Linked DNA regions of Homo sapiens: region 2 is linked to region 1. Evidence: read pairs that join two places in POLR2A ChIA-PET (ENCODE). Cell type or tissue: MCF 10A. All regions are shown on one strand. Each heading gives the region's core, and the rest is flanking DNA. Links, peaks and the distances in the headings are about the cores only.

Region 1 (4,892 bases), core at 459-4,458:
TCAATCCTCGCCCTCTTCCTACCCACCACCATCAGGTAGGCCCTGTGTCTATTGTTCCCTTAATGGTGTCCATGTGTACTCAATGTTTAAGCTCCCACTGACAAGTGAGAACATGCAGTATTTAGTTTTCTATTCCTGTGTCAATTTGCTTAGGATAATGGCCTCCAGCTCTACCCATGTTGCTGCAAATGACATGCCTTCACTCTTTTTCATGGCTGTATAGTATTTTATGGTGTATATGTACCATGGTTTCTTTACCCAGTCCACCACTGATGGGCACCTAGGTTGATTCCATGTCTTTGCTATTGTGAATAGTGTCCGCGGGCTTTAAAATGAGGAGCTTATTCTAGATGACCTGGGTGGGCCCATGGTGATCACAAGGACCTTGTAAATGTGAAGAGGGAAGCCAAAGAGTCAGAACCATAGAGAGATTTGAAGATGCTGAACTGCTGACTTGAAGACTGAGAAAAGGGCCATAAGCAAAGGAATGTGGGTGGCTTCTAGGTGCTGGAAAAGGCAAGGAAACAATTCTCCCTTGAGCCTCTAGAAGGAACACAGCTCTGCTGACAACTTGATCTTACCTTGTTTGGTACTTCTGACCTCCAGAATGATGAGAAAATAAATTCGTGTTGTTTCGAACCACTTGGTTTGTGACAATTTGTTATTGGAGCGATAGGAAACTCATCCACTCACCTCATCCACTCTGTACCACTCTCCTCTGAGCAGCTGCTGTGATCACACTTTCACAGATGAGGACATTGCAGCTGCGGGGCAGTTAAGCAACTCACAGGAGGTTCCACAGCCAGTCTGGTGAGGAACTGAGATTCTAACCTGCCCTATACCCAGGTCTGAGCCCAGAATTGTGTGACCTTGGATAAGTTATTCAGGTTTCAGCCCTCAATCATGGCCAGAGCTAAGGTGAAGTGAGTGAGGCACCTTGGTGCGAAATTTAAGGGAGCATGAAAAAACTTAGTCATCGAGATGCAGTCTATTTTAGTGTAATATATTAGAATTAAAATTGATGCCAAAAAATGCCATGATGAACAAAACACTAAAATTTTAAATAAATGTAGGGTTAATCTCAATTTCTACATCTATAAAAGTAAGGACTATATCCTAACTTTGCAGGATGGTTGTGTGGAATTAAATGAAAAAATCTACAGAAAACATCTTGGGAACACCTGGCACATAGTAAGAGCTCATTAAATGACGATCATTGTTTTGCGGGGCACAGAGGGTGGGTGAAAACACAGGCCCTAGTGTCAGGCTGCTGAGATTCAAATCCTAGCTCTGCCATTTCCCAGTTGAGTGGCCTTGAGTAAGCTGTTTACCTGCTTGATGTCTGAGGCTACCTTCAGACTCAAATGTGGTGTCACCTCATTCCCAAACTCATTCTAACCAGCTTCTTACAAGCAGCGTGATTTTGTGCTATTTCTGAAATTTCTTCTCAATCTTTTTATTTTGGCCAGGTTATTTACCTTTAGTGAATTCCATCTTCTGAAAACAATGCTTTTGTGGGTCTTCTTGCAACTGAACTACAAGATTCAGGCAATTCCGACTTATGAAACCGTGATGACATTTTTTAAGAGGTAATATAACTTAGTGTTGATTGATGAAATACACAAATACTGAAATGTACAAACACTGCTCATAATATCACGGGGGAAAACCATCAGTGATATAATTTTTCATAGCATCATTCAGAGGGCACTGTTTTTTTAATAGGGCCTAAGATTATAGGATGCTTTCAAACCACCAAATTACCTGGAAAAGTAAACAACATGTAGGTGTTGTACTATGAGATAATCAGGTGCTTCTGGGAACTTGCTGTGTCCAGTAACAGGCATGAGGCAAAAGGTACTCCTCTCTTCAGGAAAATGACCACACTACCCTGGCCTTTAAAACTTCATTAAAAAAAAAAATCAGCTTTCTTAGGTTGAATAAAACTCACTTTTTCTGTGGAAGTAACTGGTGGTATTACCTTGTTAGGTTTGTGTTTCTGGTCCCCACAGCCTCAGGAATGAGGGCTTCCAAGCATGACGAGGCGAGTTTAAGGAAGTGGAAGTAAAGATGCTTCATTTCTTTTGCATGTGTGAGTTTAGCAGATAAACACGTCTTCACGTAGTGACCTGTTTAAGCCAAGTTTCATTTGCATTGTTTTGAAGCACGTAATTCATTTCTGGAACAGAACATCTGTGCGCTGCGTTAAGTAAAGAGCCCACTTCTTTCTCTGTCTTGTTATTTGAGGAAAGCAGCATTCAGTGTCGGAATTATATGTACTGTGTTTAGTTTCCATATAATTTGCTTTGAACCCAAATGTTTTACCCGCCCTCCCCCACTCTTTTAATAGCCTATGAGACACTTTTTCCAATGAGTCATGCACACCAGGAGGAATTGCTGTTTGGCTCCAGGTCAGCTCTCCTACTGGAAACGTCTTAGCACTGGGAGATAGGAAAAAGAGCTAGAATGTGGTGATTCATTAGAGCTGTGTTTTTAATATGGAAGAAGCAAGTGAGGAGAAGGGAGTTAAGGTGTGGGCCCCCTGCCAAAGTTGCTGTTTCCAAGGCCTTTGCTTGCACTCCTGAGCCAGAGACGCCACAGCTCTTCCCTGGAGTGGCAGGCACAGGGGTGTTTCTCACCACCACAGCTTTTCCATTTTCTTTTCGAATCTACGTTGATTTGTCCCAGACCTCACATCGCCATGCATTTCCCCAAGCCCCCTGATCCTGTATAATTTTCTTCGTTGGAAACCATTTGCTTCTTTCCAAGTCATGTCATTGCCCCGACCTAAGCAGTGATGACAAATCTTTCAACAGGGGCCAGAGTCCTCTCAATGTAGAGTGGGGGTGGCTCCAGACAGCCAGAGCCTGCTGTGTCCCTTCCCCAACCTCCCTCCTTCCCTGCTTGGCCCTCTCCTTTCTCCAGCGAGCTTTGGGTCAGACTGGGAGAAAAGATGGGAAAGTGTAGGGCTTGGATGCTCTCCCCTGCACACTGTCCAGGCCCACTCTGTCATCATGGAGGACCTTGTGGCCCACTTTTAGCACTGTGGATGGTTCTTCTCCTGCCCAGCTCAGCTGCTCCAGGGTGGTAGCACCTCGCAGTTGTGTCTTTGTCATTGGCCTCCATCTCCCAAATGCATCTCCTGAGCCCCGGGCTCCTTCACCTGGGGGTCTGCTCTGGGTGCTCCTGCTTCCCCCAGTCCCTGCCTGCTCTGCCTCCTCTCTGTCCATCCGTGATGGGGGCCACCCACCAGAGCTGCTCTGCCCAGCCCCTGCTGAACCCCTCAGTTCATGTATATGTCCTGCCCCTCCCAGGGACATCATAAGCAGCTTCAACAAAGGGCTTATGATCCTTTCTCTTGCCCCAACTTGCCTGGCACCTTGCTGGACTGTGAGTCTCTGTCAGACTTTTTTTTCTCTTTTTTTGAGACAGGGTCTTGCTCTGTCATCCAGGTTGGAGTACAGTGGCGTGATCATAGCTCACTGCAGCCTCAAACTCCTAGGTTCAAGTGATCCTCTCGCCTCAGCCTCCTGAGTAGGTGGGACTACAAGAGCATGTAGCCACATCTGGCTAATTTTTAAAATTATTACTATTATTATTTTTTGTTTGTTTGTTTTTTGGTTTTTGTTTTTGTTTTTTTTTTTGAGAAAGAGTCTCGCTCTGTCGCCAGGCTGGAGTGCAGTAGCGCCATCTCAGCTCACTTCAACCTCCGCCTCCCAGGTTCAAGCAATTCTCCTGCCTCAGCCTCCTGAGTAGCTGGGACTACAGGCAAGCGCCACCACACCCAGCTAATTTTTGTACTTTTAATAGAGATGGGGTTTCAACATGTTGGCCAGAATGGTCTCGATCTCTTGACCTCGCGATCCACCCGCCTCGGCCTCCCAAAGTGCTGGCATTACAGGCGTGAGCCACTGCGCCCAGCCTAAAATTATTATTTGTAGAAACAGGGCCACTCTGTTGCCCAGGCTGATCTCAAACTCCTGGTCTCAAGTGATCCTCCCACTTGGCCTCCCAAAGCACTGGGATTACAAGCATGAGCCACTGTGCTGAGTACATTTTTTTTTTTTTTTTGAGGCAGTGTCTCACTTGTTGCCCAGGCTGGAGTGCAATGGCACGATCTCGGCTTGCTGCAACCTCTGCCTCCTGGGTTCAAGCAATTCTAGTGCCTCAGCCTCCCAAGTAGCTGGGACTACAGGCACGTGCCACCACGCCCAGCTAATTTTTGTATTTTTAGTAGGGGTGGGGTTTCATCATGCTGGCCAGGCTGGTCTCAAACTCCTGCCCTCAAGTGATCCTCCCACCTCGGCCTCCCAAAGCACTGGGATTGCAGGCGTGAGCCACCGTGCTGGGTCCATTTTTATGTAGCTCAGTTCTTCTCACAGAAGTGGGTCTTAAATGCTGATGGAAAATTCAGAGAATGTCATGCATGTGGCAACTTGACAACATTGAGATAGCAGACACATTTCCGTTTCTATTGATGGGTGGTGCCCGTTGAGTGCACCAGCCCAAGAAGGATTCTCAGCTTTTCTGTAGGCTCTGAGAAGAAGAATGTCGCAGTAGATTAGCGGTGTCTATCCTGGCTGCAGGAGCCAGGCTTGGTGGCGCCCTGGGTCCATGTTTGCCATCCCCTGCCGAGGATCCCCAGGGCTGACCAGCAACAGTGCGGAGGCTTTGTAGCTGCTGGCCTAGCAGGGCTGGTGGCCGGAGGGCTCCAGCTGCCCCGAGGTACCTCTGCTCCCTGTGGAGGTGGAGGGAGACTGCAGGGAGTCACGGACAGCCTGGGCCAGCATTGCGTCACCAGGGGAGTTGAGCTACAAAGTTCAAAGGGGCAAAGGGAGCAGCTAATCAAGGAAGCTCCAGTGGTCGCTGACAGGGATGTGCCAGGAGCATTT
Region 2 (4,892 bases), core at 463-4,462, 160 kb after region 1:
ATTTTTCCATTGTTAAAGTGGGCAGTTTGCTCGAGAGTCATTTTCACTATTGGCAATTCAAATACACCTTTTGTCAGTTAAAAAACAAGTGTGCCAGGGACCTGAGCTTCATCTTAGGGCAGGGTGGGTGGAAACATTTGTGAGTCTCCAGCTTTTAGTCACCTGAAACTTGGAAACTTGGAGGTCTTTTGAGCAGTTTATGAGTCTCTGCCTGCTCTGGTCGGCTGCCTTCTTTTATTGCTCTGTTGGTTTTGCTAAAGAGTTAAAATATTAAGGCTTCATAAAATTAGGAAGTTAACAAGCTCAAAAACCAAGTGTTTGAGTTACTTCATTCCACTGAGAGAGCTGTAAATGGGTTGCATTGGAACTTAAAATAACTGCATTGAGTAAGTGATGGTGGCGGGCACCATGAGCTAACTGTGGTCAGAAGCCTGATGGCCTCCGCTTTGGGGCTGGATTCTCCGTTTGGAGCTGTGTGATCCTGGATGAGTTTCATGCCTTGGATTCAGAAATCAGACTTTCCATGAGCTTATATTTCAAGTGAATAAATAGCTCTGGTCAGGCTTAATTTGAAGAAGAAGTAAGCTTGGCAGTGGGTGAGGGTTCCTTGGAAGGCCAACTGGGGCGGAGGGGCTGAGGGCAAGCGGCTCTGGCCCTTCCTGGGGTGTTACCTGACCAGGTAACAGCTCCCTCGACCTCTCGGAGCCTCGGCAGTGAGGGGATTGGGCCAGTTGATCTCTGAGGCTCCTTTTAACTAGAATGGTCTGGGATTTTTCTAAGAAAACAAGTCTTTGAGGAGGTTGTGGTCACCTCATTCCTAATTTAAAGCCTGGGGAGGCTTCCTTATGAGCTACTTCTTTTTCCTAAATTATTGATGGTTAAAGCCAAGGCTGGCATCGAATAGATGTGATCCATCTTGAGCCTGGTTGCTTTGTGTTTCAGCTTTGTACTGGCTGCTGAAGTCCCCGGGAGACCACAGGGGTGACATGTTCATCTCCAAGAGATGAGCTTCCACGAGACTCATACCCCTTGCTCCTTCCCTGGGGCTCCAAGGCCTTTGGGTCATCTGAAGTGAGATACCCTTGTGTCATTTCATCTTTTCCTTCTCCACCTTCTCTGCCGTTAAAAAAAAAAGAAGAAAGAGAAAAATCCTATTAATAGAGAAACCGAGAAGTGTAGCCATTCTGAATGTGTTTCCAAAAGGCTCCTGGAAGTGGCATGGAAGTTACAGTGATTCAGCACTACTTGGTGACGTGTGCCTAGAACCACAGGGGGACATTAGCCAGGACAACACGCCTCAGGACAGAAGTAAGTGGCTGCGAAGAGGCATGTCCATCACTGCCGGAAAGATGCAGAGTTCAGTTTTTGGAGTCAGTGCTGAGAGTTCCATTTCTAAATTCATTCAGAGCATTTATTTAACACCTACTGTGTGCTCAGAAGTGTATCAGGTATGGGGACTCAGAGGTAAGGGCTGGTGGCCCCTGATCTCAAGGTACTCGTGGTAGATAGTATGATGCTCAGCTTAAGGGCTGGGCTTCTGAAGTCGGATTGCCATTTTCTGGATGTGTGGTGTTTCTTGGGTGACTTCATCTCTAAGTCTCAGTTTCCCCATCAGTAAGATAAGAGAAGTAATAGCAGATACATACGTAGCTCTTAGGGCATTGCAGAATGGAAGGACCTCCTTATATGAAACGCAAAGCACTGTGCCTGATGCATTGCTAGAACTCAGGCAATATTAGCGTGTTGTCATTGTCATCATCATCATCATCATCATCATCATCATCATCATCATCTTCAAGGCACTGACAAAGGAGTCAGCTGTGTGGGAGGAGTGCTGGGACACTCTTGTCTCCCTGGGGATGAGGTGGGTGGGTGGGTTAGGAAATCTTCACAGAGAAGGAGGGTGATGTGAGACTTCTGTCCGGGAGCTGACTCGGAATTTGCCATCTAATATGTTGGAAAAGGTTCTCTGGGCAGAGGTATCCAAAGTCACTTTGCCTGTCACCCTTTGAGGTCCCAGTTGTTGCCTATATCATGTGACCAGTGTGTGGCTTCTCTTGAATTAAGAGCTGCATGTCTGGACTGCCTGGGATTTTACAGATGTCATCTCGTTAACTCTCCCTGGAGCTTGTGACACCCAGGAGATGGCAGTTTATAGAAGCCCTGGCACCTTCTTGAATGATGCTTGGTTTGGTTTCTATGCACTGGGAATTCCTCACAAGGAAAGATTTGTCACATCTTAAGGAAGGAAAAAAAGGCAAATTTGGGAGTCCATGGATACCCTATTATTTTAGATTCCAGGACAAATTGTCGAATAAGCACGTTTCATAAAAACAATCCTCCGCAGCATCCCGTGACAGCAGCTGGTCCCTCGCCACAGGATAATTATGTCTCCTTGTGCACACAAAAGTCTCCGAGGGCATATTGTTGTGGCTGGAGTTTCTGATAATTTCCAAATTGAACAACCTCAGTCCTAATGAGTCAGAGGCTTGTGCAATATTTTCAAACCTCAGGAACATCTTTTTCATTAGTTGTGCAATAAAGATGGTAGGCCTATCTCTGTGATGAGCTGTTTTTTTTTCTCAAAGTTTGATGAGATTCGCCGTAGAATTCCTTCTCACATAGTCTTGGGCAAGATTTTACCCGATCTTCCAACACATGAGTCATCTCATATCCTGTGACTAAGAAGAGCTGTCTCTTTGGTGCCAGTTTTCTAAGTGCAGTCACCACTTGATGGAGACGGATGGACACAGTTGGGATTGCCCAGGCAGATGGGCAATCTTGCCAGCTAGACATAGGGGAGGGAAGCCTCAATGTTCAGCGGTCACATCTGCTTTTCTGTGGCACAGAGTGAGCTATACAGGAATATTGTATTCTCCAGGACAGTTAGGGCAGTGGGAAATGTCATCAAACAGAACAGTGACCCAAAGAGCCACTGCCACTGGGTGCTCTGTGGGAGCTGGGCACTGTGCTCATTGTGTTATGGGCCTTGCTTTGTTCTTACCTTGTAGCCACCCAGAGAGGCAGGGCATTATCCTTGCTTCCTAGCTGAGGCCACAGAAGAGGCTCCTAGAGGTTAGCTGTAACTTGTCCAAGGCCAGCCAGTGCAAGGAGGCAGAGCCAGGATTTGAGCCCATGTCTGTTTCACTCCCAAACTATTCTTCAGATTTCTTTAAGTCAAGTGTTATTTAGAAATGTTTTGTTTATTCATCAAATATTTGGTGGGTGTTTCCAGCTATCTTTCTGTTATTAATTTCTAGTTTAATTCTATTGTGGGCTGAGAATATATTTTGTATGATTTCTATTCTATTACGTTTGTTAGGGTGTATTTTCTGGTCTAGAATGTGGTCTGTCTTGGTGAGTGTTCCCTGTGTGCTTGAGAGGAATGTGTGTTCTGTCATTGTTGAATGGAGTGTTCTATAAATGTCACTTAGGTCTAGTGGATTGATAGTGCGGTTCAGGTCAACTGTATCCTTCCTGATTTTCTGCCTACTGATCTATCAATTCCTGAAAGAGAAGTGTTGACGTCTCCTGAGTCTATTCTGAAACACTGAATTGCGGTCTCCATGATGAACCACTAGAGTTAGAAAACCTGGGTCCTAGCCCCATTTGGGCCTTTGGGATGACTCCCTTCTGCCTCAGTTTCCTCATCTACAACAGGGGGACAATGATGCTGCCTAGGAGACATCAGCAGGATACTGTGAAAGTCCAGTGGCATAAGGGGTATGGAGGAGCTTCGTCAACTCCTAAAGCTTCAGTGCTAGGAATCCTAAAGCATTGAAATCCAAAGATATAAGGAATATGAAGGAGTTTTGTCAATTCCTAATGCTTCAGTGCTAGGAATCCTAAAGCATTAAAGTCCAATGATATAAGGAATATGAAGGAGCTTTGTCAACTCCTAAAGCTTCAATGCTAGGAATCCTAAAGCATTGAAGTCCAGTGATATAAGGAATATGAAGGAGTTTTATCAACTCCCAATGCTTCAGTGCTAGGAATCCTAAAGCACTGAAGTCCAATGATACAAGGAATATGAAGGAGCTTTGTCAACTCCTAAAGCTTCAGTGCTTTAGGAGTCCTAAAGCATTGAAGCTGTAAGAGATTAGGACCTCTAGTTGGCAATTCCAGACTCTTCCAGGACTCCTGATAGAGCCAACACCAAGAATAGTGAAGCCAGAAGGATGGAAATAGTAAAATGCCTCCTGGGTGTCAAAGCATGGGTCTCCTCTGGGCATGTTCTCTTGTCCTACTGAGACATGATAGCTCTTGGCCAAAGTGACTGAACTTGACCCTCTGTTTCAGGAAGGCCAAATGCAGGGTTCACTACCATCATGTCCAAGGGCAGATGCGTTGGTCCAGAACATCAGCATCCCAATCATTATACCAAGCAAACAGCCGTCTCTGCCTGCACCGTGGAGAGCACACGCTCCTCCTGGGGTGGCCTGCATCCTGTGTTCTTCTCAGGCCGACTTTCTGTTTAATGTTTGCTGGTCAGGAAATGGCCTGAGCTGAGGTTCTTCAGATCCCAGTCTGACCTTTCTCCACCAGCATTTGTGGCTCTGAAAAATATAGCCCAGTGTGGTTTAGCCCCACTGGATGAAACCCAGTAGGAAAAGTCTGATAATAGCAGAAGACGCACAGGAGGAAGAGTGAGGATTTGAGAGCATCTGGGAAGGACCATGTGCCTGGATATCGTTCTGTCTGTGGGATTCTGTGACACTTGTCATTTACAGTCTGTTCCCATGGAATTCTCATCATTGGCCAAACATATAGTCCTTCTGTCCTCTGAAAAATATCATTCTGCTCCGACCTTTCACACCCATCTCTGACCACATCAACTCCCTGTTTGCATGCATCTTGTGGATGAAGGACACCACTTTACCTGTAAAGACACT

What was found. Peaks named below come from ENCODE experiments on the same cell type or tissue, not always from the same donor. Only the 100,000 strongest peaks of a DNase experiment are listed, where the experiment ranks them.
Region 2: POLR2A ChIA-PET joins it to region 1 with 11 read pairs; 2 of 35 experiments call an interaction of 5 or more read pairs at or near these places.

What each region holds. Positions count from the first base shown.
Region 1 is chr10:122,305,720-122,310,611 of GRCh38, forward strand. BTBD16 (BTB domain containing 16) reads left to right here. Exons shown (of 16, transcript NM_144587.5): 10 at 1,470-1,589. Among named protein-coding and RNA genes, the nearest start is that of BTBD16, 37 kb to the left of the region's middle. RefSeq lists an enhancer at 2,220-2,289. In MCF 10A, for the core only: no CTCF peak of the experiment used is centred there; a DNase peak (open chromatin) is centred at 2,452.
Region 2 is chr10:122,466,651-122,471,542 of GRCh38, forward strand. The region is part of intron 1 of HTRA1 (HtrA serine peptidase 1); the gene reads left to right. Among named protein-coding and RNA genes, the nearest start is that of HTRA1, 7.5 kb to the left of the region's middle. In MCF 10A, for the core only: no CTCF peak of the experiment used is centred there; a DNase peak (open chromatin) is centred at 2,631.